Linked DNA regions of Mus musculus: regions 2 and 3 are each linked to region 1. The links are chromatin loops, found by intact Hi-C in ENCODE. Cell type or tissue: left cerebral cortex. All regions are shown on one strand. Each heading gives the region's core, and the rest is flanking DNA. Links, peaks and the distances in the headings are about the cores only.

Evidence for each region. A loop is a pair of places that touch in the nucleus more often than their neighbours do. Peaks named below come from ENCODE experiments on the same cell type or tissue, not always from the same donor. Only the 100,000 strongest peaks of a DNase experiment are listed, where the experiment ranks them.
Region 2: a loop joins it to region 1, with 4 times the contacts of the local background. A loop is called at or near these places in 3 of 42 quality-filtered maps.
Region 3: it touches region 1 in a loop (2.2-fold over the local background); 9 of 42 quality-filtered maps call a loop at or near these places.

The regions. Positions count from the first base shown.
Region 1 is chr7:80,393,789-80,403,642 of GRCm38, reverse strand. It overlaps Furin (furin (paired basic amino acid cleaving enzyme)), which reads left to right and starts at 831. Exons shown (of 16, transcript NM_011046.3): 1 at 831-1,113; 2 at 4,715-5,049; 3 at 5,450-5,548; 4 at 5,650-5,745; 5 at 6,393-6,521; 6 at 6,638-6,714; 7 at 7,595-7,683; 8 at 8,136-8,308. The coding sequence starts at 4,873. In left cerebral cortex, for the core only: CTCF peaks have their summits at 1,377, 3,446 (motif pointing right), 4,281 and 7,060 (motif pointing left); DNase peaks (open chromatin) are centred at 2,973, 3,443, 4,651, 5,462 and 2 more places; H3K4me3 peaks cover 2,011 bases; H3K27ac peaks cover 2,713 bases.
Region 2 is chr7:80,579,219-80,589,072 of GRCm38, reverse strand. Crtc3 (CREB regulated transcription coactivator 3) reads left to right here. Exons shown (of 15, transcript NM_173863.2): 15 at 1-2,441. Among named protein-coding and RNA genes, the nearest start is that of Gm42398, 28 kb to the right of the region's middle. In left cerebral cortex, for the core only: CTCF peaks have their summits at 4,800 (motif pointing right) and 8,498 (motif pointing right); DNase peaks (open chromatin) are centred at 3,714, 4,808 and 8,496.
Region 3 is chr7:80,451,818-80,461,591 of GRCm38, reverse strand. Blm (Bloom syndrome, RecQ like helicase) reads left to right here. Exons shown (of 22, transcript NM_001042527.2): 20 at 740-862; 21 at 2,596-2,779; 22 at 6,156-6,599. The coding sequence ends at 6,333. Among named protein-coding and RNA genes, the nearest start is that of Gm44851, 52 kb to the right of the region's middle. In left cerebral cortex, for the core only: no CTCF peak of the experiment used is centred there; a DNase peak (open chromatin) is centred at 4,170.

The DNA of each region.
Region 1 (9,854 bases), core at 1,023-9,022:
TTGGAGTGAAACGCTGCCAAGTCTGAGGCCTGCTAAGTTGTGTAGCTTAAGGAAAATTATTTAAACTTTGTGTGCCTCAGTTTCCTTATCTGTAAAGTGGGATTAATAATGTCATCCTGAGCGGATTATGTGGATTAAGGAATGTACATAAGGAGAAGATAGGGTGAACTGATTGGCCCAGTGCCTAGCTCTCCGTTGTTGCAGGGGGAAAAAAAAGTATTGGGAAAAAAAAAAAACCATAAAAGGAGGTGGGCTATTTCTGTTTATCCACCTGTCTCTACAAAAGCAAATAAAACTGTGACTCCTCTAACTGGAGGCACGAGGGCTGCCCTGCCGCTGTGAGATCCGACCTGAGAGTGGAGTTGCCCCAGGTCCGCCATCCCAGGGCGCTTCCCTTGACTATCCCCAAACTCAAAACTCGGGACCCAGGAACCTCGGGCAAGGCAGGGCCAGCTTGGACTCTCCCCAAACCCCCCGACCCTCGGCCCTTCCCTCGCCATCTCGCCCGCGGGCTCCCAGTCCGGGTCTCCGAAACCATCTGCCCGGGAGTTTGCGGGGCCAAGAGCCTAACGCGGTGCGGACCGAGGGGCCTGGGGTGGCGCGCAGGGACCACGCTCCCTACCCGCCCCGCTGGCAGCCGCAGACAGGGCGCCCCGAGAACGCAGGGCCCGCCGCGTGGAGCTCTCTGAACACCGGCCGGGCCCGGCCGGGCCCGGCCTGACCCGACCCGGGCGGCGAACGGGCCGGGCCGGCTGCGGCCGCCGAGCGCGGAGGTGGCGCCGCGAGGGGGAGGGGCGCGGCGCGGAGGAGGAGGAGCCCGGGCCGCCGCCGCCGCCGCCGCCGCTGTGACAGCGGCCCGAGTAAACAAGCCGCGCCGCCGCGGCCGGGCCGCTGCCCCCCGCCCGCGCCCGAGCCCAGGCCGAGCCTTGCCCTGGTCGCCGGCCGGGCCGAGGCCGCGCCGCCGCGCCTCCCCGCCTGCGCGCCGTGACGCCGCTGCCGGGCGCGGGGACCGCCGGAGCCAGGCCCCCGCCGCCGGGCTCCGTGCTCGGCCGAGGGGTACCCGAGCGGCCGCGGCGCTCGTCCGGAAAAGTTTCCCCGCCCGGGCTCCCCAGGGTAAGCGGCGAGGGCGCGCGGCCCGGGGCCGGGGAGGCGGCGCGCTGGGGAACCGGGCCCGGAGCGGGCGGGGGAGCGCGGAGCCGGGCGGCGCAGCCCCGGGCCTCGCCGGCCGCCGGGCTCTGGTCGCGGATTCTCGGCCGCCGCGGCGGGAGGACGGGAGCCGCGCAGCCCACCTGAGCGCCGGGCTTGGGCCCGCGCCGGTACTTTTCCGCTGGGGCCGGGGCGAGCCCTATGACCTCAGGAAGCGCCGGCGGGGCCCCTGCTGGGGCGGGCTAGGCAGAGCATTCCTCGGACTCTGGGTGCTCCCGCCTGCCCGCGGTCCTCCGTGGCCCCGGCGGCCGGGGCCTGCGCCTGGTGGGGCGCGCTCCCGGGAGGGCACGGGGTCCTCGGCCGCCTGGCACACCTGTACGGCCGGAGCGGTCGGGGGCGGATTTCGCGTGCGCGCACAGGCCGGCTTGGGGGAGGCTCGCTCCGGGCTGCCTCCTGCCGAGGCCTGGCCGAGGCCCCTGCTGCCCCCATCCATCGGGTGGCTAGCCGAGGGGCGGCCTGCTTGCCATACAGGTCTGACAGCAGACACTAGTCTGCTCGGTGCCGCCGTTCCCACCGCCCCAGGGCTTTGCGCCTAGGGGAAGTGGACTTTCATCTCTCTGAAGCACTGGGATTCTCTCTGACTTGGGAAGTGCCAAGACGACGCAGGTGATGTGGCCCAGTGAGGGCATGTGGCTGCTGGCCAGGTGTGGACATAGAAAAGGAGGGTGGGCGAGCAGATTAGGTGTGTGTTTCCTGTTTTGGGCTTCTATCTAAAATTTGTATTTTTTTAAAAAGAGGATCCTATGGCTTAAAAAAAGTTTGAAAGCCTCTGTCCTAATAGTTTTTAACCACCAAGGAAACTGAGGCCCAGAGAGTGGAAATGACTTGTGTAAGTAGTTGAGCAGGGACTAGGAGTTAAAATTTCCTGGGAGGTGCCTGTAACAGGACCTGCCTTGGGGTCTCTGCTGGAAAGAGAGACCTGATTGGGTTTCCCAGCAGTCTTTGGTGGCTTGCTCTGTGGCTGCCTCAGCTGGGTCTCCAGGTCCTAGAAACAGCAGCCACACCTGGGGGTAAGTGCCCGTCTTATGCCTGGAATGGTTGTGGTTATCTCTGTCTGTAGGTTCTAGGGAGAGACAGAAAGGCTTTGCCTAAGAAAAGAGCTAGGACAGTACTATAGCCTATTCTCTAGTCAGGCCCAGCACTGATGGCTGGGCAAAACTGACCCAGAGAGGCTAGAAATATATCCAGTCTCCTGGTTTTGAGACAACTGGGACTCAGAGGGTGAGTCAGAGTCTGGAATGGGGGTGGGGAGAAGCCTGTTCATTCATTGTTCACAGTTCTTTTGTGTGTGTGTGTGTGTGTGTGTGTGTGTGTGGTGTGTGTATCCTCCTATGTGTCTTGATGACGAGGCAGGGCTCTCTGATGTCTGGAATTCATATCCCACCCTTACCACAGTTGGGGAGACTTGGTGTGGAGGGAAGCAGACCATCTTTCTCGAGGTGTGGTGGGGGTTCTGTCTCAGTGGCCCCATCTATAGTTTGCTGAAACCTGGGCTAGACCCAGACCGACCCAGCCATAATTTGGAAGTTGTAGGCAGGTCTCAAAACTTGGAGCAGGGAGTCTGCACATTTCTAAACTAAAGAGGTTTTAGATGTGGCAAGAGTCCTGTTTCTACGTGGAGGCACGGAGCTCTAACTCTGAGGCATGTCTTCGGAGCCCTTTGGACTCTGCCCTTCAGGCATGGAGTCTGCCTCGTGGATGTCTCCTGCCATCAGCTGTCAGGTTATTTTGGTGTAAACTGAAAATACTCCAGGATTGTGTGTGGAGTCCCCTCAGCCTATAGGGTGAGATGGCAGCAGTTAGGGAGGCTGGGTAGCTAGTGGCAGTTCCTGGAGAATCTTGGCGTTCCCAGTGGCTAGCAGATCTGCCCAGCTCCACAGGGCAGTGTGCTGAGGTATCTACATTTTACCATTTGGCCAAGTGGCTACCTCTAGGGCTGGGCCATGGGAATGGTAGGGGCATCGGGATCCTGGCACTTAGACAGGACATCCCCAGCAGCCTACTGGAACCTCTCCTAGCTGCCACCTACCCCAGGAGCTTGGCTTGTGGCTAGTCAGGGGCCCTTTATGGGGACAGTTATGTGGCCCCAGGCAGAGAGGTCTTGCTGTCTGTTTGCTGAAGGAGGAAAAACACCACTCAGGGCTACTGATTCGGCCTCACCTTGGTGTTCCAGGCTCAGCGCCAGTGTTTGCCCTGGCAGCCTGGCTCAGATTACGCAAGGTGGTGGGCCTGGAACACGCCAGGGGGCAGCAGGGCTGGACTAGCAGGAGCAAAGTTGCCCAGGAAACAGCTTGGGCCCTGCCTCTAAAGATGGCTGTCATCTCAGCCCTAGAGGGTGGCAAAACCTCAGGAATCCCTCATGCTCAGAGTGTGGCTCCTCAGCCTCCATCCCAACTCGAGTCACCCACTCTTTCCTCTTGGGGACTGAGAGTCTTTTAAATAACTCCCTACAGCTCACCTTTTTGCTGAACCAGGATGCCCTAATTGAGTTGGGTAGACTCTGTTCATTTTTTAAAGAGCCAACATTTATTCTTTTATAAAATATGCCTGGATATTTTGAGAGCGTACAGTAGCACAAAGCAGAAAGTAACAATTGCTACTCATAATTCTCAGACTCTCCAAGGAGCGACTGTTAAGCAGTAACTTGTATCCGTCCAGATTTTGTTGTGGTTTTGTATAAATCTGCATGTATAGTTTTAAGAAAACAAAATGGAATCCTGTGTACATGCCATTTGATAATGTATCTTTCTTTGGTTATTGTTTGCTTTTTATTTTGAGCAACTCAAGCCGTAGTTGTATTAGTGATGGGAGAAAGGCTTGGGAGGGGGAGACTGTGGGCCCATGTGTCTGTTTGGCTGACCTTTGGGATATGTGCTGTATTTATTCCGGAGACACCTTGGGGGTTTGTGGTGTGTGTGTGTGTGTGTGTGTGTGTGTGTGTGTGTCTTTGTGTCTGTATGTCTAGGCTGCAGTTGGATCCCTGGGAGCTGGAGTTATAAGCTGCTGTGAATGATCCAATACAAGTGCAGGGATGAGAACTCTGGTCCCCTGCTGTCCCCTGCAGGAGCAGTATGTGCTCCTAACTACTAAGCCATCTCTCCAGCCCTTACCCCTATTTCTGATCTTGGTTTTTGTTTTGTTTTAAAGACAGGTCTCTTACCAAACCTGGAGCTTGCAGACTTGGCTAGGTTGACCAGCTAGCAAGCCCCAGGGATTCTTTTCTCTGCCCTGCCCCCAGTGCTGGAGTTACAGGCAAATGCTGCCAAGCCTTTAATGTGGGTCCTGGGACTCCAAACTCAGGTTTTGATGCTTGGGTGGCAGTAAGTGTCCCTACTGAGCCATCTTCCCAGCCCCTCAGGTGTTTGCTGGTTTTACCCATCTCCCTTGAAACTCCTTTTAGGTCCATCTCCTTTGAAACTGCTTTTAGGCTCAGCCGTGAGGCTAGGAGGGGCGGCATCAGTGTGTGGCTGAGAGGACTGACTCTTCCTTCCTCCTCTTGTTCCCTTAGATCTGGCCCTTACCCTGTCCTCCAGCCCTGCCCATCTCGGCCCCATGCCCCCACCAGTCAGCCCCGGGACCCTGGCACTGAGCAGGCACGTGGCAGCCAAGGCCCTGTGACCAGGCCAGGGAGACAGGCGCTCTGGGGTTCCAGTCACCTGCCCCCCCATGGAGCTGAGATCCTGGTTGCTATGGGTGGTCGCAGCAGCAGGAGCCGTGGTCCTGCTGGCAGCTGATGCTCAAGGCCAGAAGATCTTCACCAACACCTGGGCCGTGCACATTCCTGGAGGCCCAGCTGTGGCTGATAGGGTGGCGCAGAAGCATGGCTTCCACAACCTGGGCCAGGTAAGCTTCTTACTGGGCCTGTTTGTAACTTCAGGACATGACCTGGTGGTGGAGAGAGTGAGGGCAGAGACTCTCAAACCATGCAGCAGAAATTGTTGAGCTTGTCTTCCAGGGCGTCTGGGCAAGAGGCAGGTTCTGAGCGGCTGGTGGGATGGGATCCGTAACACTGTCCTGTTTGTGGGCTTTCCTGTAGGTTGCTTAGAAAACCCAGCACATCTTGGGGATGGTGTCCCTCTCCATCCCCTGCATGTTCTTGTGGGTCCTCAGCAGGGAACAGATTGCCCCCCCCCCAGGCGCTTGCCTTTGTGAGCCTCCCCAGCAGCCTTGTCCACCCCCATCTCTGCCTCCCCCAGGGACTGGCAGATGGAAAGCCCATCTCAGACTCAGTGCTTCATTGCAGATCTTCGGTGACTATTACCACTTCTGGCACAGAGCAGTGACAAAGCGGTCCCTGTCGCCTCACCGCCCGCGGCACAGCCGGCTACAGAGGGAGCCTCAAGTAAGTGTGGCCCTGGCCCTTCCGGCTGCCACCCCCTTCTGTTCTGAGTCTGCCCTCACTCTGCAACCCCCACACCTATACCATCCTCCTCTCCTTCCTAGGTAAAGTGGCTGGAGCAGCAGGTAGCCAAGCGAAGAGCCAAGAGGGACGTGTATCAGGAGCCCACGGACCCCAAGTTCCCCCAGCAGTGGTACCTGGTATGCTCCTTGGACTCTGGTTCTCTCCCCACCACAGTGAGGTCCTGTGAGTGGATGAGGCTCACCCTGGCTTCTTCTGTTTTCTTCTCCCTTCTTTCTGCCTCTGACCCAGTGGGTCTCAACCTTCCTACTGTTGCAACCCTTTAATTCAGTTCCTCATGTTGTGAGGACCCCCCCCCCCCAACTGTAAAGTTATGTTTGTTGCTACTTCATAACTGTAATTTAACTACTGTTATGAATTGTAAATATTTTTGGAGATAGATTTGTCAGGGGGGTCACGACCCATAGGTTGAGAACCACTGCTCTAGCCTTCCCAGAATCTATACATTTCCAATGGGAGCCAGAAGTGGCATTTTTAAAAATGGTTTATTTTTATTTTATGCACATTGGTGTGCTTGCATGAGTGTATGAGGCTGTCAGATCCCCCTGGAACTGGAGTTACAGACAGTCGTGACCAAGTGAGTGCTGGGAATTGAACCTGGGTCCTTTGAAAGAGCAGCCAGTACTTTTAACTGCTGAGCTATCCCTCCAGTCCCCAGAAATGGCATTTTAAGCTGGGATGGGTAGAGATAGAGGTTTTGGGGTAGAATTGATTCTTTTGAGTGAACAACCAAACATCTCTGGTAATGGGCTGGTTGTCTCTGCAGTCTGGTGTCACTCAGCGAGACCTGAATGTGAAGGAGGCCTGGGCCCAGGGCTTCACAGGCCATGGCATTGTGGTCTCCATCCTGGATGACGGCATTGAGAAGAATCATCCCGACCTAGCAGGCAATTATGTAAGGGCTGGAAAAGAGTGGTGGGAGAGCCCTGGGCAGGGACCTCGGGGGAACTGTCCTGTCCTGTCCTGTCAGCGTGGGGAGGCAGCTCCCAATGAGGGCCGTGTTCTTCCCAGGACCCTGGAGCCAGTTTTGACGTGAATGACCAGGACCCCGACCCACAGCCTCGGTACACACAGATGAATGACAACAGGTGAGAGTGCTAAGTCCCTGGTCTCTGAGCTCTCCCTCTTACCCATCAAGGACACAAGGCTCAGTGTGAATGGCACATGGCCCACCTAAAAGCTGAAGTCTTTCCAGGCATGGGGGCATACTCCTTTAATCCCAGCACTTGGAGGGAAAGGTAGGCAGGTCTCTGTGAGTTTGACGACTGGTCTTCACAGTGAGTTCCAGGCCAGCCAAGCTGCCTTATCTCAAAAAAACAAGGGGATGGAGAGATGACTCAGCAGTTAAGAGCACTGGCTATTCTCCCAAAGGTCCTGAGTTCAATTCCCAACAACCACATGGTGGCTCACAACCATCTGTGATGGGATCTCATGCCCTCTTCTGGCATGCAGGTGTACATGCAGATAGAGCACTCATATACATAAAATAAATCTTAAAAACACTAACGGGCTGGTGAGATGGCTCAGTGGGTAAGAGCACCCGACTGCTCTTCCGAAGGTCCAAGAGTTCAAATCCCAGCAACCACATGGTGGCTCACAACCATCTGTAACAAGATCTGATGCCCTCTTCTGGAGTGTCTGAAGACAGCTACAGTGTACTTACATATAATAAATAAATCTTTAAAAAAAAAAAAAAAACACTAACAACAGTAAAACTACACAGCTGAAGTCTTTGTCTATATCCCTGGTCCCCAAAGGGAGTTTTGAGTTTGGTTTTTTGAGACTTGGTTTCCATATGTAGCTCTAGCTGTCCTGGAATTTCCTCTGTAGTCCAGGCTGGCCTCAAACTTAGAGATGTTTTTGATCAGGCGCCACAGGGAAGTGCTGTGGACACACATAGGATGATGGATGCAGCCCAAGGGCCTTCACTCCGTGCACTTCCACTAACGCTGTGCTCTTGATCCGCAGGCATGGCACTCGCTGTGCCGGGGAAGTGGCAGCAGTGGCCAACAATGGTGTCTGTGGCGTAGGTGTAGCTTACAATGCCCGAATTGGAGGTGGGTATGAGCCTTGGCCTTGGGTACATGTTGAGAGTGGGAGGGTCCTCTCCTGAAGTTTTCTCTGCCCATTCAACATCTTCCATGATAGATCCTTTGGCAGTGTGCTAGTCCCTGAAGAGTTCTTAGCCAGTGGAAAAACTGGAACCCCAGGGCTGGTGGCATGGTGGAGTGGGTGCAGGCCTCTCAGAAATCTTCCTAAATCATGGCACAGCCTTTAGTCCCTTGTTCCTGAGGCCCAAGACTCTTTCTAGTGAGGACCGGTGTGACTTGGGGAGAAGGTCCTCTTCTTGAAAGGCAGTGGGAGACAATATGTAAGGGGCTTTGAGTTTTCCATGCTGGCCACTCCTCTCTCTTACTCCTCCCTGGGGTCCAAGCTGGGCCTTTGCCTATGGGTGCCTCTGGCAGCTGGACCCACGCAGCACCCCTTTTCCCACCCCCTCTGCGGCCAGGGGTGCGGATGTTGGATGGCGAGGTGACTGATGCAGTAGAGGCACGTTCGCTGGGCCTGAATCCCAACCACATCCACATCTACAGCGCCAGCTGGGGCCCTGAGGACGACGGCAAGACCGTGGATGGACCAGCCCGGCTCGCTGAGGAGGCCTTCTTTCGGGGAGTTAGCCAGGTGAAGTGGGGCCCTGATCTAGCTCTGGAAATCAGGCTGACTGAGTTCATCTTTTCCATCACTCGCTTCCTTATTCTGTTTTATTTTTCCTAGTATTTTGTTTGTTTTCCCAGTTTTCTAAGACAGGGTTTCTCTGTGTAGTCCTGGTTGTCCTGGAACTCACTCTATAGACCAGGCTGTCCTCAAACTCAGAGATGTGCCTGCCTCTGTCTCCCAAGTTCTGAAACTAAAGGTGTGTGCCACCACTGCACCTCTGCTCAGACCTTTTTTTTTTTTTGTTTTTTTGTTTTTTTTTGAAACAAAGTCTTCTGTATAGTTTAGACTGACCTGGGACTTGCCATGTAACCCAGGCGTGCCTTGAACCCATGGTTCCACTCTTGACATGTGTGTACCACTATGCCTGGTTAATTAATTTTAACCTTGACAAAAGTGGTAAAGTAGAATGTAATAGAGGCTAGATAGATGTCCCGGTGGTTAAGAGCACTAGCTGCTCTTGAAGACTTGGGTGTGGTTCTCAGAACCTACATGGTGACTCACAACTATCAGTAACTCCAGTCCGGGAAACTGATGCCCTCTTCTGTCCTCTAAGGGCACCAGACACACATATAGTACATGTACATATAATAAGAATAAAATTATAAATAAAAAGAAATATTAGAAACTAAATGTTATTAAAACATGAAGGAGGGCTGGTGAGATGGCTCAGTGGGTAAGAGCACCCGACTGCTCTTACTGCTCTTCCGAAGGTCCAGAGTTCAAATCCCAGCAACCACATGGTGGCTTACAACCATCCGTAACAAGATCTGACTCCCTCTTTTGGTGTGTCTGAAGACAGCTACAATGTACTTACATATAATAATAAAAAAAAAAAAAAAAAAAGAAAGAATAAAAGAAAGAGGAAAAGATCTTAAAAAAAAAAAAAAACATGAAGGAGCTGGGGACTGACAGTGCACCTTAATTTTATTTATTTTTATTTTATGTGTATAAATGTTTTAATGGCATGCAGCCCTTTGGATTCCCTGGTACTGCGATTATGGATGTTTGTGAGCCATCATGTGGGTGCTGAGAATCAAACCCATGTCTTCTGCAAGAGAGCCGGTGCCCTTAACTACCGAGCTCTCTCTCCAGCCCCATTTTTTTTCTTTAGCTGGGCAAAGGTTTGCAGTGTTACATTGAACGAGGCATTACCAATGTTAGGCAGGTCCTCTGCCTCAGAACCACATCCCCAGCCTGAGGCCATGGCTTTGATTTCAGCACTACCCAAAATAATAAAGTTAAGTGATGGGGTCAAAGAGACGGCTGAACAGGTAAATAGTCTGCACCCAGGCCTAATGCCGGAGTTCAAGCCTTGGTATAAACGTGGAAGGAAAGGAGCAGCTCTGCGCAGCCGCTCTCTGGGAGCCACGTGGGTACCATGGCATGCATGGCCGTACACATACCATACAGACAGCACTCATCACCCCATACTGACGGGATCACCCCGTCCTCTGGGGATCACCACTCTAAGCATTTGGGTGTGAGCCTGGTCTAGTTTGATTTTGTACAT
Region 2 (9,854 bases), core at 755-8,754, 190 kb before region 1:
GCACCTTTCCCTCACAGACAGGAGGAGAGGGAGACCTGTTTGCTCACTGAAAAAAATGTCCTTGGAAACAGGATGAGCCTAAGGAGGACAGCGCTCCTAGGAGAATGGAGGAGGAAAGGGAGGCTACAGGTGTGTCACCTGCACAAGATGCCCTCCCTCTTAGGCCTGCCACCCTCCAGCCCACTGGAAGGAGCTGCTGGGACTCGTATTAGTGCAGGGCAGCTGAACTGCCCTTCTCCCCAGCTGCCCTGCAGACCTCAAGTTTAATGCAATGCCCACTAGACTGTAAGCTCCCAGAGGGCAGGAACTGTGCCTTGTTCTGTATTGACCCCTAGTGCCCACCAAGTGCCTGGTAGGAGTGCATGTACCCAGGATGGAGGAGAGAGGGACTGTGCCTCGTGGTGGGGCGGTCTAACCTGCAGCTCTCTCTGTCCCCTGCCTTAGCTCAGAGCTTCACCTTTCAGACTCACTTGAGTGTGCCTTAACACTAGGTGACCAGACCTGCCACTAGGCTCAGCGCCACTCCTCCTAGGGAATATGTCCCTCAGCAGCTAGGTGGACATCATCCAGTGCATCCAGCATGGCTGATCACACCAAGCCCCAGGAGTGTGGGGCACCTGGCATCCAGACTGGGCCCCCACAGCAAATTCTTCCTCTCGGACCTTTTCCTTTTTTTTTTTTTCTAAATTGCTTAAAATAGAGGTGCAAACTTTGAGGTTAAGAAATAAGGCCTGGCTGGGCGTGGTGGCACCCGCCTTTAATCCCAGCACTTGGGAGACAGAGGCAGTATGATTTCTGAGTTTGAGGCCAGCCTGGTCTGCAGAGTGAGTTCCAGGATAGCCAGGGCTACACAGAGAAACCCTGTCTCGAAAAAACAAAACAAAACAAAACAAACAAAAAAGAAAGAAAGAAGGCCTGGTTCATGGGACTCTTTTATTCATTAACGCCTTCTCACACAGTAAGTAATCTGAGCAGATTCTACCAGCACCTGCCTCCTAGCCCCACATGAGGAAAGTGATGTCCACCCAGCACAAGGGAGGAGCCGGGGTGGGTGAGGAGGGCCCTGGAGGAGAACTTTTGCCTGACGCCTGCTCCCCTTCCTGCGACATGGGCTGAAGCTGAGGCTCAGTGGCTGTCCCCACCCAGGAGAGCAAGGGTGGAGTAGAAGGAAGCTGACCCATCTGTGCCTGAGGCGAGGAAGCCTGGGAATCAGAGGCTGCTCCAGCTCCCCACACCGCGGCTCTTCAGACAGCCGGGTGGAGCTGTGCGGCCACGTGCCCCAGTCTCTGCTGTTTAATTGGAAACTAAATTAGAATCCTCTTCCCCTGACCATGCCACTGGCCTGGTCCTGAGATCCCAGAGCACCCGGGGTGACTTTAGTTAAAGTGGAAGCTTTTCACTCCTCTGAGCTGCCCAGCGCCCCAGCATACACACTCAAGCCAGCTCCCGTGTCCGTCTTCAGGCAGAGATCGATGCTGATGTAAAAGTTGAGAGGAAGGGGTTTCCAGCACAATCTGCTCTCTGCGTTGAGCCTGATCCGTGGGATCATCGTGTCGGTGACGCCCACACACCGGGGAAGAGGCAGGTGTGAGGTGACAGGGTCAGGAGGGGGAGGACCCTGAAGGAGAATCCCTGCTTGCACAGCTGCTGTCCTCTGGTGAAGGCGTAACGGGAGATCTCACCCCATACCCTACGCTGCCCTGTTCCTGAGGCTTTCTCCAGCCAATGGGAAAGCGCTGGCTGCAGGGGCGGGGGGGGGGGGGGGGGGGGAGTTGAAAAAAAAGAAAACCCAAAAACCAAAAGAGACAATGTAGCACTGAATTAAATCTGCCCATAGGCCTATCAGCCTGATCTTTTCATGTGTGTAGCTTTAAGCCACTAGAGAGCCTACCGGTCTACATGGTGTTGAGTACAGCAGGAGACTGCGTTGCCCTGCTGCAGTCGTGTGAGCCTGCACTCGATGCTGCCTTTGTGACTAGCCTGTCTTAGGCGGCAGCATTGAAGTGGCTACCGGCTTCCCCAGACCTCTCTTCAGTGTCTTCTCTCTGTCCCACCAGCTGCCCTTCCCCAGCACTGCAGGGTGGTGGGTTTTAGCACACGAGTGTGGGGAGAAGTGAGGATGAGCTCTCCTTTGCCCTGCTCCCTTCCCCCAAGTCTACTGTATATTCTCTGGGCCGAGAGGTCGTGTATTCATGCTCGTGCACATATCTGAAGACATTTCCTGTTGGGCTCTTCTGATTTATGCACAGATGGTTCCCAGTGTTCCCACTGCTCCAGAACGGGGCCATCCCAGCAGCTAGTCAGACTTCCGGCCAGTGTCCTAACTCCCGGCCTTTTGTTAAGCAATATTGAAAGATCGGACTTTGTATAAAGTAGCTTCCAAGTTTTATAATGCATCATTTTACATCTTTCATAATTAAAAGCAGCACAATATGGTTGTATCTGCTCTCGGTGTTTCTCTTCAGCCTTGGGGGCAACGAAGGGCTGGGTGGGCAGCTTCTCCAACCATCTCTGCCTCCTTGGCTGGCAGTCACTGATCTGCAACCATGGCTGAGTCCTGAGCCAGCCCTTCCTGAGCCTCCTCGTTATATATCAAAGGCGCACAGTCCTGTTAAAACTGGGTAACAAGGACAGGGCTCCCTGGATGGCTCAGTCTCCTGCCTCACCCTGGCAGTTGCCCCACCCCTTAACCCAGTTGTTCTGTCCCAGTCCAGCGCTGACACCTCTTCCCATGCCTCTCTTCAGAGGCATGCCCCCTCAGCCACACTGAGTGCTTGGATTAGGGGTGACTCCTGAAATCTCCCTCAGACATCCCACTTCTGACCAGCGTCTTCAGAGTCCACCTCAGCCCTGGTCTCTCAGCATGTGTGACCTCATCCAGGCCCTTCTCCCTGACTCCTGGCTTGGTCCCTGGGATTAGCAGCCTCCAGGAAGCCTGCAGACAGCTCTCTTTGCTCTGACTGCCCATACCTGGCCTTTTCTATTCAGAAACTCAGCCAGCCCACCTTGCCCACCAACCCGTCCTCTGCTCTCTCTGGGTCCCTCTGGAAACCTTGTGAAGCACTCTCTCCCCTCCAGCCACCCCCAGATCTTTTCCTCCTCTGTTCTCTGTCTCATCCCCCTCCCCTAAGCTTGTCCAAATCTCTCACTACCTTATTCCCCCTCCCCTATGGTGCATCGGTCTAACCTGGGTTCATCTTTCCTGTGTCATTACTCTGTTCTTCCTCCAAGAACTACCTGAGTTCCCACCCCAAGGCCCTCTACCTCAGCCTTTGCATCTGCCTCAGTCTCCTCCCTAAGACAGAAAGCAAGCCGCTTCTCCTCAAGTTCCCTCAGACTACAGGCTATCTCCTGCCTTCCCCAGAGCGCAGACCCATCACCTCCCACACCCAGCTGTGAACTCCCTTGGCCTGTGCACACTGAACACTTGGAGCCTTTCTCGGGTCCTGCCTTGTTAGTTCCTATCCTGCTGACCCTCCCCCAACCCAGAAGCCCTCCCTTGGACTACACCCTTTCCCTCAGGCCCACACACTCCCCTATAGTCCTTCATCATCTGCTTCCGCCAAGCGTGTACCCCTCACCCTCGGTCTCATCCACGTGCCACCCCACCTACCTTCTACTTACAAATCTGTGCGTGAGGACTGCACAGATGGCTCAGTGGTTATGAGTACCGATTGCTTTTTCAGAGGACCTGGGTTCAACTCCCAGCACCCACCTAGCAGCTCACACCTATCTGTAATTCTGGTTCCTGAGAATCTGGCACCCTCACATGTAGGCAAAACACCAAAGCACAGAAGAAGAATAAACCTTGTTAAAAGTGAAAAAATCTGTGGGTGAGAAACCATCCCTCAGTATTGGCCTTCCATGCCCACAGTTCTCAAGGGTTCAGGTGGGCGCGTGGCTGTTGCCCTTATGCCGAATCCCTGTGCCTGGCATAGAGTCGGAGCTCAGTCACTACCTCCCTGCTGCTAAGCTCTTTCTGTGGTCACAGTTGTCACCCCAGTGCTCCAGCTGCTGAGTAAGCCATTCTCTCCACACTCAATCCAGCCTGAGCCCCAGTGGGACACTCAGAAGCCCCCACTCTGGCTCCCTCCTCACCCCTGCTCACCCAGCAGCCCCGTCTACACTCAACAGAGTGGTGCTTTTTTTCCATATTTTCTGCTCATTCTTTGAGAATTTCATACATCTCTGCAGTGGATACTGGTTAAACAACACACCCCATGCCCCCTTCACCTCCTAGACCTCACCGCCACCTCCCTCCCCCCACACCAATTCATCCTTTTATAGCCCATGGGGTTCAGTGAGCACTGTCCTTAGCCACTGGGACACGGGCATCCTAAAGGATCACGTCCACTCAGAGGGACAGATTTTACTTCATCTTTCTGCACCTCTGAAATGAAACAAACACCTTCCATGTCATGATACTGGGTTGTGGGAAGTGAACTTGCACAATTCAAGAATTTAGAATTGTTCCTGGCACCAAGAATTCCATCAGCCGATGTCAGTTTTTTTAAGACCCTGGCTGGCCTGGAGTTCACAGGGATCCTCCTTTGCCTCTGACTCCAGCGCTGGAACTGAAGCCATGCCACACCTGGCAGTCAACATCATTTTTTACAACTATTTGTTACATGAATCTGTCCCTTTGAGGACAATATGTACTGATGCTTAGAGTACTGGGCTTGTACAACACTTGATTTGAAATGCCAAATATTAGCACTGGAGGGTTACTCTAAATGGGCTTCACTGTGCAGCTCTGGAAAGTAAGATTTGCAGTAAGATCTTGGGGCTGTGTCCCCATGTGAACACTAGATGGAGCTGAGGCTGTACGAGTGGTTCTAAGGACAGGGGAAACAACCAAAGAAAGAGAGCCACTTGATCCCCTGGGTCTCTGAAGATTGGCATCAGGAAGGACTGACGCCCACAGTGACAGAAGGCCATCAGCATCCTTAGTGACCACTACCAACGATCAGACACTGCACACCCACGTTCCTTCCAGCAACCTAAAAGAACTGCAGAGAGGCTCAGGGTCACCTATCTGCCAGTGGGCACGCAAGGCCCTGACCCTAAGGAGACTGACTCCACGACCTCCTGCTTTCTGTCTCTGTCCTTGCCATGGCACAGGATTCCCAAGGCTTCAAGCTACATCCTGAAGCCGGGCAAGCTGCTATACACATGGAAGCCGAATGCTTGGGAGGTGGGACAGATGTCCACGGCCAGCCTCAGCTATATGACAAGACTGAAGCCAGCCTGGGCTACATGATACCCTGTCTTAGAAATACATACATATATATACACGTATACATACATACATATATATGGAGAGAGAGAGAGAGAGAGAGAGGTGCTGGAGAGGGAACTCAGTGGTTAAGATCACTGACTGCTCTTCAGAGAACCCAGACTCAATTCCCAGCACCTGCACGGCAGCTCACAACCATTCAAGACTCCAGTTCCAGGGAGCCTATGCCCTTTTCTGGCCTCTGTAGGCACTGGATGCATTTTTTTTAATGTAAAATTTAAAAAAAAAAAAAAGGTGTTTTAAAGGGCTTTACTGGCCTGGGGAAGAAAGTGAAACCCTGAATTGATCTCTACCACTGTCCAGAAAGAAAGAGCCTTGTTTTTATAAATGTGCACATTCATGATCACAGATGCAAAACAGCGCCGAGCCACACCCCTGAGGCTAGGCTTTCAAGTGGTTGGAACCTGGAACTCCTAGAAATCACTGGGGCTGGCTGGTACCCAGGCAGCTTTGGTAGAGAGGTGTGCACCGTGGATGATAGAGAAAGGATCAGCGGTAGGGGAATGCGCCCCAGTAATAGTGTGCTTTTAAGAAAAAAAAATTCTGTTTAACAGAACAAAAGGAAATCTAGATGTGATGGGGAAAGTTACCAAGCCACAAAGAGTCACATGCTTTTTACGTCGCTAATACGTTTTTTCAAAGAACAATACTAAGTGCTTGACTTGTGCTTTTGACAGACTGGGACTGCGGACAGACAGACGGACAGACGGCATCTCCCGAGGACCCGAGTTTAGGAGAGGAAATGAGCTCGTCACCACTTCCGGGCTCCTTCCCCTCCCACATTTTATGAGTTTGAGTTTTCTCATTGTCAAGGCTTGCACTATTTACATCCTGTCCGGTAACCTTCGCTCCCACCATTGTTTGGCCGCTGTTCCGGGTGTGGACTCCGTGCTCTGGCCTGTCCTTGCAGAATGGGCTTCCCACTCCTCATCCCCCACCCATTCCTCCTAAGCCTTTGTCATCAGGGAATCTTTGCCAGAAGGGCTGAGCTAGTCCCAGCCACAGGTGTCTGGATTCTCTGCTGCCAACCTTGAAGGTTTTACAACAGCCTGATTTATGCCTGATGCCTGGGGGAAATTGATAGGGAAAAACAAACAAACAAACAAACAAGAAAAAAAACTACTGTGCTGCTATGCCTCCCAATATAAGTACGGGAGTCCTGACTCGGAGTTGGTGATGGATGGTTGAAGTGTTAGAATTTGGAACTAAAGAAAATAACCGGGCAGTCCTGACTCTGTGTGTGTGTGTGTGTGTGTGTGTGTGTGTGTGTGTGTGTGTGAGAGAGAGAGAGAGAGAGAGAGAGAGAGAGAGAGAGAGAGAGAGAGAGAGAGAGAGATGGTGCTGGAGGCTACTGAGCTGGGAACTGGGAAGTCAGAATTGATTTAGACAGTCCTTGCCTCTGGTTCACATATACCCGTGGGGAAGCAAGACTTCCCCATTGTGATGCACATGCCTGTAGCCTGAGCGCGTTGGAGGTGGAGGCAGGAGGATAGTGAATCTGAGGCTATCCTGGGCTACCTGAGGCTCTGACTCAAAAACAAAAAGGCCAAGAGAAAGAGAAAAATGCATCTCTGGAACTTTCCATTTTCTATTTCTGGGCTGTGATTGCCCACCCCTAACTACAATGGCAACACCATGGATAAAGACAGACTAACTGCTGACAACATGGGTAAGGACAGACTGCTTTTCCCTTGGGAGGGAGCAGGGAGAAAGTTGAATGGTTTTCTGAGTATCAACACGAGCCCCTGAAGTAGGAAATCTTAGCTGCTTCATGAAGCATCTCACAGGAGGGGCCCAAGAGAAGGAGACCCAGGGGCCAGAATCCATGGACACAGCAGCTGTAGGCTAGGCTTTGCAAACTGTCCACCAGTGTCTTCCTGTGATAGCAAAGGACATGCATTGCCCAAACCAGATCCTTCTGGGAGTGAAAAGAAACATCCCGACATCAGCCAGGACCATAGAAGCAAACAGGGTCCCCATTCAGGAGCAGACATGGGGCCTAAGCATATGGACTCTCTAGTGAGACACTGGGGTTAATGTCTGCCCTCCACCCTTTACTGTGAAAAAGAGGCAAGCTGGTGGTTGCTCTCTGCCTCAGTTTCTTTATCAGATAAAGAGAGGGACGCCCCACCTCCCCTCCCCATCACTACAGGATGAGCATCCTCCATTTCTGCTGTTAGTCTTTGGATTCTGTTGCTATTGTTATTTATTGTTAGCTATTGTTCTATAGTCCATACCAGTCTCCAACTGCTGCATTTTGAGAACAACTTCTGAACTCCCCACTTTTTGTTTTCCACCTCCCCAGTGCTGGAATTACAGGCCTATCCCACCACCTCTGGTTATTCTTTATATTAAAGTGAGTCCTTTATTACAAAGACCTCAAACCATGAGAAAATGATTTCTGAGAAGCAATGGGCCCACGACTTCTGAAGTGAACACCTTAGTGTTTGGGACTACTCAGAAAGGTCTCATGGCTGCCTCTGCAGCTGTGCTGGCTCCAGAGCAGCTGGGAGCCGGCAGCTCTGCTCTACCTTCTCAAGATACCAATGCCTACGTAGCCTCAGGAGCCTCCAGACCAACCTCTAACAATGTTTGCTTGTTACTTGTTCCAACCCTTTAAAATCAGGCTTTTCCTCTGGTGGTTTCTTCAGGGGCTTTGATTCTCTCCAAAAAACAAACAAACAAACAAACCTCTGCAAACATCTACAGGTCTTTTATTGGGCCCAGGACGGAGTTCTGCAAGCTGGAGGCTACCTGGGCCCTCACCTCCCGGAACTGGGCCATGAAATTCCACAATGCTGGCCCATCCACGCAGCCCATTAGATGCACTCTCTCAGGAGTCTGAAGCACTAGTAAGAGAGACAGAGAGTCTGGGAGTTAAACCAAATTAATGGCCATGCTCCAGAGAGAAGGTTCTGGGAGGCCTGATCGTTGAGCGATTCCTCAGTCCATGCAAGGGGCTCTGCCGACATTCTCCTTGGAGCCCTGGTGTCGGCACATCAGCTGGCTAGCTTGCCAACGCACACTCCCTAAGGACAGCCTGTGGCGTCCAAACTCTGCCTCTCCACGACCTACATGGCTGATTCTGCCCTCCCTTTGCAATCAGGCAGGGCAGTGGGGGCTGATGATATGTGACTTCCAGTTCAGGCTTTCTGAAGCTGCTTGGCTTGGCTCTGAGGAACTTCCTGTGTGACCCCACAGGGTGGCAGCAGCCACTTGCTGCTAACCACTCCTCCCCTGGGGGGCCTGAACGTCGGCATTCCTGGGACAAGCACTGGTCCTTCTGGGTGCTGAGGACAGGGTGCACAGATGGGGACCTGTGTAGGGTTAGGGTGGTAGCTGCATAGTGAAGAGGGGTTTGTGCTAAAAGACTTCTCAGCATCTTTAGAGTGCCAGTCCATCTCCACGTGCTTGGTGTGGCTACCAGCAGCTTTCAGACTGAGCCCCGAGTCCTTTCAGGCTCCAACATCTTGTGGAGCCGCATGAGAAGTTATGTTCAGAGGTAGATGGAGAGACTGGAAGGCGTTCAAACCCCAAGGGAAAGGGAAGGAGGAGACCAAAGCCAAGAAAAAGACAGGATGCCACGGAACTTCAATATGGAGGACCACAGGAGGCTCAGGGACCAATCCATCAGTGTTTTGTTTTGTTTTGTTTTAAGTTTTACTGTTTTTAATTACGTGTAGGTGTTATGTGTCTGAGCATGGATATGAACATGGAATCACAAGTGCCCTCTGAGGCTCTAATCCCCTGGAGCTGGTGTTACAGGTGATTGTAAGCCACCTGATACTGGTGCTGGGAACCAAACCCAGGTCCTCTGGGAAAGCAGCCAGTGCTCTTAACTACTGAGCTGTCTGTCCAGCCTCTCCGTTAATGTTCTTATCGTAACATCAATATGAGTGCATAGCCAAGAACTCGTGTTTGAGGGACTAAAGCAGTGGCTCAGTGGCTAAGAGCACTGGTTGCTGTTCCAGAGGCCTGGAAGTCATTCCAACACCCATATGGTGGCTCACAACTGCAGACCCACAAGGTATATGAAACCTTCTGGCCCTGTGGGGAGGGGAGGGATTCTCATGTGGTACACAGATACATGTAAAGGTTGAACACCCAGATACATATACACTTTTTTTTTCCTTAAGGAAAAAAGAATTTTGGATCCCAGTACTGCTCGAAAAGGGCCCCATCACCAGTGGAAAACACCCACTGATGATTCCATAGCCATGTGGCAACCATCTCTAGGCTTCTAGTCCTCCAGAGCCCACGAGCAGCCTCTGGGCTAGGTTTTTATTTTATTTTATTTTTAAAGATTTATTTATTTTATGTATATGAGTACAATGTTTCTGTCTTCAGACACACCAGAAAAGGGCATCAAATACCATTACAGATGGTTGTGAGCCACCATGTGGTTGCTGAGAATTGAACTTAGGACCTCTGGAAGAGCAGTCAGTGCTCTTAACTGCTGAGCTATCTCTCCAGCCCGGTTTTTATTTTTGAAATTAAAAAAAAAATGTATCCCTGGTCATCTCATTTGTGAGGATGACAATGTGGCTCTCAAATGCAC
Region 3 (9,774 bases), core at 1-8,000, 59 kb before region 1:
TCTATCACTTTCCTCCAAGCATAAGAGTGACTGGAAAGGATCTGAAATCTACCCTCTGCTCAAGGCAGAGATATGGGATTAGCACCCTTTCACTCCAAAGCCAACGCTCTTGGCTCAGAGCAAACCCAAGCCTTGGTTTTTACCACTACATCCAGCTTGCTCCATTCTTCCTCCTTCAGAGCCAATAAGCATCCCTTTCTACTCTTTCCCAAACAGCAGCCAGCGTGACCTTTGAGCCATAAGAAGGTGTACTGTCCCTGCTTCACCTGCATGGGACTAACCAGATGAGGACTCAGTCAGTGTCGGGGCAGATTCAGTGTAGTGTGTCTCTTGAGATGGAGTGTGTATGTCTGCAGAGCTAGACATAGAATGTCAGTGTTGTTTACAAATACGGGGACATTTGTCCTGCAGCTAGACAAGCCTTGGCAGTGGGGACAGTGTGCTGGAAGCCTGAACACTTAGCACAGGGCCCACCCTAGCTTTCCACAGGCACTTGGCTGGCTCCCACCCCCTACGTTGACATCTGTGCCTTTGTTGCTGAGACTGGACAGTGGGCCCTGCCTCCTGGCCTGTGTGCTGCATTTCCAGTCTAACTTCACCTTTTAGAAAACTCCCCATGGATCCGGTCCCAGCAATAGTTGGCTCTTAACAAGCATGAGTGAAATGAGCAGATGCACATGAATTCAGTGGTTTTTCCATGAGTGGTGATTTAAATTCTTAATTTTATATCCACACACAGAATCTTTATCTTCTGATCCTGAGGTTTTGCTTCAGATTGATGGTGTTACCGAAGACAAGCTGGAAAAATATGGTGCAGAAGTGATTCCAGTATTACAGAAGTACTCAGAATGGACAGTGCCAGGTTCCGTATCCTCCAAACCTGTTTACTTGTGAGCCCCTCTCAGAACTGTGTTACTGTTAAGCAGTGCGTCTCCCTGAGCTGGCACCAGGTAGTTAATGCATCCTACACCTGTTACACTGAAGTTCCAATCCTAAGAACAGTCCCAGTGTGTGAGGCACCTCTCAGGTAGTTAGGAAGCCCGGCATTAAAGCTGCTGATGGAGCACAGGTGGGAGGGAGCCTCTGTGCCTGCCCGAGGGCCTACACGCTGTTGTTTTGGTAAGGCAAAGTGAGTGGCCAAGGAGTCATGATCCCTGGCACCCATTCCAGATGGACTATCACCTCACTATGTGATCCTGGCAGGACACCAGCATCCCCAGTGTGCTTCACTGTTCGTTCTCATGTAAGGAAGGGACATGTTATCTAGCAAGCTTGTCAAGATAACATGTTAGAGTAGCTCTTACGTGCTTTGGGAAAATGGATGTGTCACTGGAACACTCTTGCCATTGGAAGAATCTGACTTTGTGAGGACATCAAAGCAGAGGTTGCCAGAGGCTGCATTAGGTCTGTCCTGTGGTGCCTCGTTACAAGCCATGGCACTGGTATAGAGATCACTGGATGAGGGAAACTGAGAAAAAGGAGTAGTTTGCTGTAGGGGATGAAGGGGCACAGTGTGCTGTCCACTTACACGCCAGCATTAAGTTGTCATCCCCAGTGGACCTGCTGTCTTAGTCAGGTTTCTATTGCTGTGATTAATACCGTGATCAGAAGCAACTTGGGGAGCAGAGGGTTTGTTTGTATTATGTATCCTGAGCTGTAGTCCATTGAAGCAAGACAAGTCCAGGGCTGAAGCAGAGACTATGAAGGAACACTGCTTACTCACTTGTTCCCTCTCAACTTCTCAGCCTCTGCCTCCATTTACCTCAGGACCACCTCAAGGACAGCATGACCAAGGGTGGGCTGTGTTCCTCCTTCCCATCAATCAAGAAAATTCAAGTCATGCAATGTTAGCACACACCTTTAATCTCAGCAATCAGGAGGCAGAGGCAGATGGATCTCTGAAGTAAGGCTAGCCTGGTCTACAGAGCAAGTTCCAGGACAGTCAGGGCTGCACAGAGAAACCCGTCTCAGAAAAAAACACAAAAGAAAAGAAAATGCCCTAGCATCCCTAACAGGCCAGTCTGGTGGGAGAACTCTCTCAGTTAAAGTTCCTTCTCCAATAACTCTAGGCAAATGTATGTTTTCACTCAGGCCAAATTCCTGCTTGATATGCCACGTGTTCATAACAATTATGCAGAGAAATGGCTTAGGAGTAAAATACAGTACTGAATTTTCTGGTGTGTTTATTAAGAGGCTGTTGGTTAAAGATGAAGAACAGAATTTGTTGGTTTTTTTATATTGGACTTATTTTCTCAACATGTTTAAAATGATAAATAAAATCAGCTAACACTTATGGCAGCCTTTACTTCAGTTCGCAAGGGTTAGCTGCACAATGTAAAATAACATAGGCCTCATGCAGTAAAGTGTGAACTAAACCTGACATCTCCAGTTGAGTTGAAAATTATCACAAAAATCTGTAAGTAATGAGTTTTGATTCTCTCTCATTAAATATAAATTGCCATTGAACATACTTAAGCTTTTCAAAATAAAATGTTTAATTCCTGCTGAGGTGTTGAATCCATTCAGCAGGAAAGCAGCTGGTATTGGGCTCCAAACCCAGGGTCACCTGTAAATGTCTGCATTTCCTGTTTGTAGCTGAGGATGGTTCCCCAGGCGCCAGAGGCGCCCCAGAGGACACTGAGGAGGAGGAGGAGGAAGCGCCTGTATCTTCTCACTACTTTGCAAATCAAACTAGAAATGAAAGAAAGAGAAAGAAAATGTCAGCCACCCATAAGCCCAAGAGGAGAAGAACTAGTTACGGTGGCTTCAGAGCAAAGGGGTATGTATGGTCTTTATGTCTTTGTAGCATCCGGGGGACGGGGAGGATGGGGTGCATATAGCTGCTCTAACAGTCAATAGTTAATAGATTGATGGCTAGCCCCTAAACCAAAGTAAAAGCAGGACTTTGGATTTTTAAGTAATCTAATTTGCAAAAACTTCTCAAACTTTGACTTTACCTTGGAATTTTTGTTTCTTTTGAGGTAATTATTCTTCTTAAAGTATTTTCCACCAAAAACACCCTGAGTAAATAACACGGCCGTGTCCTTCAGGCTTTTGGGAGTCTATAAGTGTTTGCTGCACTCCCTCTGCTGCAGGATTCTCTGGGTCTCTCTGCTATTTTTTGAGACAGGGTCTCCTCTATCACAGTCTGCCCTTGAACTTAGTTTAAAGCCAAGGTTGACCCTGACTTTATACTCTTCCTGCATCCACCTCCCAACTTCTGAGATTACATGTGGGCCATCACACCTGGTTTATGCAATGCTGAGGTCCAGCCCATAGCTTCCTACAATCTAACTGAGCACTGCTAGCCCAGCGCATTCCCCACCCTCCCTGCTACTTTTAATGCCCGGGAGACTGGGTCTCCTAGTCTTGGCAGGATAGCTGAGAGGAGACCACTTGGGGAAATCCAAAGGCCAGACAAGCCAAGTTTCCTTGGGGGCTGTGTAAGTGGTTTCTGTCTTCTCCTCCCTTTGCTTGGCTGCAGCATGTCTGCACAGGAGAAGCGAAGTCAGAGTGGCCAGGTCTTGGCAGCAGGCATGTTTTCCACCATTGGACTGTATCCAAGAGTCCCTCCCTCCCCCTCTTCCTCCTTCTCCCCTGCTAGATGCCCATCACCTCCTGCCCTCAATCCAGAGATGGTGGTCCCCAGAGAAGTGCATACTGTAACAGAACTGCTTAGAACAGGAACCAAAGCTGCATGGCTCTGAGCTGTTGTTTGCAGTTTTCCACCTTTTCTCCTTCTAAGTGAGAAAAACAAGATTGAGTGGGGGAAGAGAAAGGCAGACAATGTCACCAAATTGTCATTTCTTGTTAAATCCATAAACAGACTTCTTACATGTGCTAACCTTCCTCCAGAGTACACAATTAAAGACATTTGTAAATGGTGGTTTAACTTTGTGGTTTTGAGTGCGCAAGTGACCATCAGATATTCCTCAGTGAGGACATTTTCTCATTTCCTTCATTTATTCCTCCCCTTGGGAAGCACTCATTTGCTTAGTTGCTCACAGAGCATGAGACCTTAAAAAGCTTCTGGTCCAACCCCCTTGGGTTTAGGATGGGGAAACTGGCCTGGCCTGTGTTGTGTGGGAGGGAAGGGCTTGCCTGAGGCCAGTCTCGCCTACTCCGTTTCAGAGGTAGGATTGGACACTGGCCTGGCCTGACGGCTCAGAGCACTTTCACTTCTGCGAGTCTGTGGACACTCCTTGAAACCGTGGGCGATCTGACATCTGGCTTCTACTTGTTGGGAGGGAAGAGACCAACACTGTTCTTTGCTGCTGGCTCCTTCACTTCATTTGCACAGCAGCTGTTTGTGAGAAAGGAGCTCTTTGCCATGTTGCCTGTAATCTGATTTAATAAGGAGTAAAACTCAAATTTGCACGAGGCATAAAGGTTTACTGTAGCACTCGGGAGCTAGGAGGCAGGAAGATCAGAGTGCAAGGTAATCTGTGGTTCAGTGCCACACATGGTCATGCGTGCCTCAGTGTCAGCAGTTGAGAGGCACACAAATCTCTGCGTTTGGGTCCAGCCGGCACTCTACAGAGAAACCCTGTCTCAACAAAAGTAAGCAAATACGTAAATGCATACACACGCTCTCTCGCACACGCACTCGCGCACACACACGCACAGTCCAAAGCCAGTCTGTGCCATGAGACTCTATCTCAGAAAACAAAACCAACATCATAGTGCCCCACAGCCAGCTCCGGTTTCCATCTAAGTGTAGTCGGTCTGTGTGTAAGGAGGGTCTCTTCTGCCTGCCAGCTTGGTGACTCTTCACCATCAGCAGCTGCTTGGCATCTCCTCTGCTCCTCTGGGTTTTCCAGCCCACCCTGAGGGGGATTCCAGCCCCGGGGCTGCTCACCTGTGCAGTGAGAGAATACTGGGGCTCCTTGCCAAGAGCCCTTCACCCCCAACAGACCACTGGGGCTCACGTCTCCAGAAAGCCACACAATGAGCCAGGTGTGTTCTGAGCTTTCTGAGTGGGAGGAAAATGGATGAGCCGTTGAAATGGAGGCTGCTGTTGGCAGATGCGTTCTGTAAATCCATATAAACAGCAGGGTTTGCTCCGGGCTTCATTCCTCAGCAGGAAGTCAGCAGAGGGAAACTTGAGGCTGCTTCTCCGCCAGATCTGCAATGAGATTGCCTTCCCTCCAGCAAGAGGTTTACAATGTTGAAAAACTTTTCCTAACCCCAGCAGCATGCCCTAGGATGCCACTAACTGCCCGGGATTATACAACTGATGGTGCACCTCTGCACTGCCCACTGTCACTGTAAACCAGCTGACAAGGTGGTTCACTTTTTGTTTGTTTTATCAAGGGTTAGAAAATTGCTCTCCTCGGGTCAGCAAAGAAGTGATATGCAGGGCACAGCTCAGGCTCTGGCAGGGCCCTCTTCCCTTCTTGTAGGAGGCAGTAAGCAGAAAGGACAAGTTGGCAGTTCTTTGGGTGTTGGGGCAGGGGAATTGCTGACTACGTGGCCCTGACACATGCCAGACCACTGCATGAGGCAGCTTGGTCCTCCCTAAGGAGCCACATATGCAGCCTTCCTAGGACTATGTGACTAGGATGAGGCCACCCAGAGGCTCTGCCCCATCTCCACTCTGCACAAAGCTGCCTTGCTCACATCTGGGTCAGTGCAGTAATTCTAGGGTATCTGATGGCCAGAGATTTGGGGTCTTTAAGAGATGTCTTCATGCCAGGCAGTGGTGGCTCATGCCTTTAATCCCAGCACTTGGGAGGCAGAGGCCAGCCTGGTCTACAGAGTGAGTTCCAGGACAGCCAGGGCTATACAGAGAAACCCTGTCTTGAAAAACCAAAAAAAAAAAAGAAAAAAAAAAAAGAGAAAGAGGTCTTCACTTCCTCTTTGTTAGAATAGACCCAGAGGCAGAGGATTCCGGCTATAGGCTGTGGAAGGTGTGGCTAGAGGGAGAGTCTGTGGTTGGTCACAGGCCACGAACTGAGATACTTTAGAAAGAAATTCAGAGCATACTTGTGTACTGGGGTAGGGCAACTTACCCTCTCGTGGGGTTTCCAGACAGAAAATGCAGACAAATGTAAGACCAAGGAAAATCATGTTTGTTCTCCTGGCAAGTTAACAGACAAGATTATTAACTTCGTCTCATTTAGCATTTTAATTTTCTTTTCTTTGCCACATTTTAGGGGCTCTACTACATGCAGAAAAACGACTTCTAAAAGTAAATTCTATGGTGTAACTGGATCCCGCTCGGCCTCATGTGCTTCTCAGGCAACATCATCAGCCAGTAGAAAACTGGGGATTATGGCTCCTCCAAAGCCTGTAAATAGAACGTTCCTCAGGCCTTCATATGCCTTCTCCTAACAGTTCTCTGCGCATAGATCTTGTTTGTCAGCATCTGACCATCTGTGAATAGAAAGCTGTTAGTCTTGTTACAGCATTTGAAGTTTTCACTTCTATCTATTAATATTTAAATGTATCTCATGTGATAGTTCTTATTTTTAAATAAACATTTTCTTTGGTGCTACTGCACATGTAGTGGCCATTGTTTCTCAGAGCATCTGTAACAATTGTAGCAATGGCTGAATCATCCACCCCAGGAAATCCCGAGGGGAACATGACTGCTGAAGCCAAGGGAAGGCAGCATGGGACATTGTGAAACTGTAGAACTTCTTGTGTGAGGCAGCCTTGACAAATGACAGAGGAAACAGAAAATGTATTACATAGTAATTCCTATAATATACAGAGGCTGAGCCAAAAAGATCACCTGAGCCTAGGAGTTCAGGACCGATGTGGGCAATGAGAAACATTCTCTTTTTAAAGGAAGGAAAAAGAAAGGATAGACAGACAACAGCAACAAAAATAAATAAATAAATAAAATAGATTGCTCACAAGAATGTATTAAATATTGATATGTTTCCTAGTTTGCCCTTTGTGTAATGCCCAGATCCTTGACCTCACTCGGAGAAGGGAGCTAGAAGCCTGCAGACCACTGTCTTGAGACCTCAGAACTGGGGTGGCATCAGATGGCCATACACCTATGCTGAGGGACCACCTTTGGCAGTTTAGTGAAGAGACCAGCCAAATGTGTTAGCTGAGAGCTGGTTGTTGAATAAGCCTTTGAAAGCTCTCTTTTGACTCCTGTCGGGGTGAAAAGAAGAAAGGATGGACCAAGTAGCCAAGGTTACCTGGAGAGAGTCTGGCAAGGCCCAACATTCTCTGTGGCGGCCCATCCAGAAGGAAGGTTTGTACACACGGTGGTTTGTATCAAAGGCAACTCTGCTTCAGGCAAGTCCCAGAGCTTCACTCAGCTCTGGAGAAGCATTCTGTTTGGAACTGATACAGAAAGTGCAGCTGCCTCCTTCCTCCAACGTGGCCTCCAGTCTGAGCAGGTACCCTGGGAAATGCACCATTGCACTTGGGCAACCCCAAGAGGAAGCGAGCAAAGGCAAGTGACTGAAACTGGCCTGAGCTGGGGCCCAGTGAAGATGTTCTGCATAGCGATCACCTTAAGGAAGGTGAGACATTGACCACAGTTTAGACCACATGAGACCCTCTCTCCAAGATGATAAGACAGGACACCAGGAAATGTCTAACAGAAACGTTTGTGTTTTATCACAAAAGAAAGGGACCGGGCAGTGGTGGCGCACGCCTTTAATTCCAGCACTTGGGAGGCAGAGGCAGGCAGATCTCTGAGTTTGAAACCAGCCTGGTCAACAGTGAGTTCCAGGACAGCCAGGGCTATACAGAGAAACCTTGTCTCGAAAAGCCAAAAATAAAAATAAAGAAAAGAGAAAGGGAAGCCAGAGATACATTTGTTAGACCAAGGTATGGTGAGGTGGAAGGGGGTGCCTTTGTGGGCCCATGCCGAGGCATCCCTTCCCCTGAGGTCCCAGCCATACAGATAGAGTATGGAATAGAGTTTATTTAGGACATGGGAGGGGAGTTGCGGGAGGAGAGAGAGAAAGGCCGGCCATGAACACAGAGGGAGGAGGGGAGTGGGGAGAGAAAGGTCTTAGAGGGTAAGAGGACAAGAGAGACAGGAGGGGACAAAAAGCCCCTTTTATACTTAGGCATACCTAGCTGTTGCCAGGTAACTGTGGGGCAGAGCCTTGAAGAGAAGCTAAAGAGAAACCTTCCCCTAGGAACAGTGATGTGGAGGCTTGACTCCTCGAGTTTGGCCAGCATTCATGGAACCTCTCTGTCTTATGTATACACCCCTGAGGTCCTTGTATTCCAGAGCTGATAGGTGGCCTCTGATCACTTCCAAGGACAAATGATCTTCCATGACCTCAAAGAGAAAACATGAAGAGTCAAGTGAATGCCAAGGCCACTCAGTGTGCACACACTCATCCTCTGCCAGCCTGGGAAGCAATGCATCGTAGTGTCCTTTTCCTTTCTGTGTAGGAAGCAGGATTCAGAAAGTTTATGTAACTTGCCCAAGCACACACAGCGAGGAAGTGGTAATGAGTAGTGTGATGGTTTGTATATTCTTGGGCCAGGGAGTGACGCCATTTGGAGTTGTGGCCTTGTTAGAATAGGTGTGACCTGGTTGGAGTAGGTGTGTCACTGTAGGTGTGGGCTTAAGATCCTCACCCTAGTTGTCTGGGAGTCAGTCTTTTCTAGCAGCCTTTGGATGAAGACATAGAACTCTCAGCTCCTCCTGCGCCATGCCTGCCTGGATACTGCCATGCTCCCTCTTTGATGATAATGAACTGAACCTCTGAACCTGTAAGCCAGCCCCAATTAAATGTTGTTTTTATAAGACTTGCCTTGGTCATGGTGTCTGTTCACAGCAGTAAAACCCTAAGACAAGTAGGGTGACACGGGCTCTACCCTGGAGTCCCAGTTTGTCTCTGGGTTTCCTGGTGTAGCTAACACACTCTCAAACATGTTGCAGTTAGGACAGCAGTTATGTCCCATCCAGGTCTACATGCTCACGAATCTCTGTTCTTTCCCTAAGCAATCCAGCCTCCTCTCCCAGCCGCATTTTCCCAAAGCCTCGGGCCCTCCTGCCCTGCCCTGCCCTGTGCTGCTGCCTCACAGGAGGCTCCAAGGACAGCCAACCTGCACAGCTCAGCTACAGCTTTTCCACAGGAGGACATGGAGGCCCAGGGCCCTGCTCTTAACTGAGAAACTGCTGTACCTCCACATCTCACCATAGCCTAGAAGACTCCCTTCATCTTTAGAAAGTTCCAGAAGCCCAGCCAAACTGTCTCCAGTTCCATAACTAGGTAGGAACTACCATAGGCCTGGAAGTCTGGCCCCAGGCTGGGTAAGGCCTCCAGGGCACAGAGTCTAGGCAGAGGGACTGTGTCCTGAACAGATTCCCTCACGGAGCGCTCTGACAGCCTCCTCGTCAACTCTCACAGTCTCTGGGTAGCCTCCCTGGTGGGGACCAAAGAGTCTCACCCAGAAGGCAACTCTGCAGGGTGCTGTGATCTGTATGCTTAGCTCTTAAGTGCTCTGAGGCAAAGGCTCAGAGCTGTGTAGGACAGAACAAAGCTCCAAGGTCCAGACCTTGTAAGCTTAGGCTTCCAAACACTACACCTCCTATTTTTTACCTCCTGGTTCATCGACCCACATGAGGAGGAGGGAATAAGATACACAGTGGTTGGGGTAGCCTTTGGACCTGCTCTGCTGATGGCTAAAAATAACAAGGAACAAGATAAACCAGAACTTAAGCTCACAGAGCCCTGGTAAGGTAGGCCATTCTCCCCAACCCTCATGTAGGGCCCGGGGCTAGATCCCTACATCCCCCCAAGTATGCACAATGGAATTTGGTCTGATTGCTGGCAGGAGGGG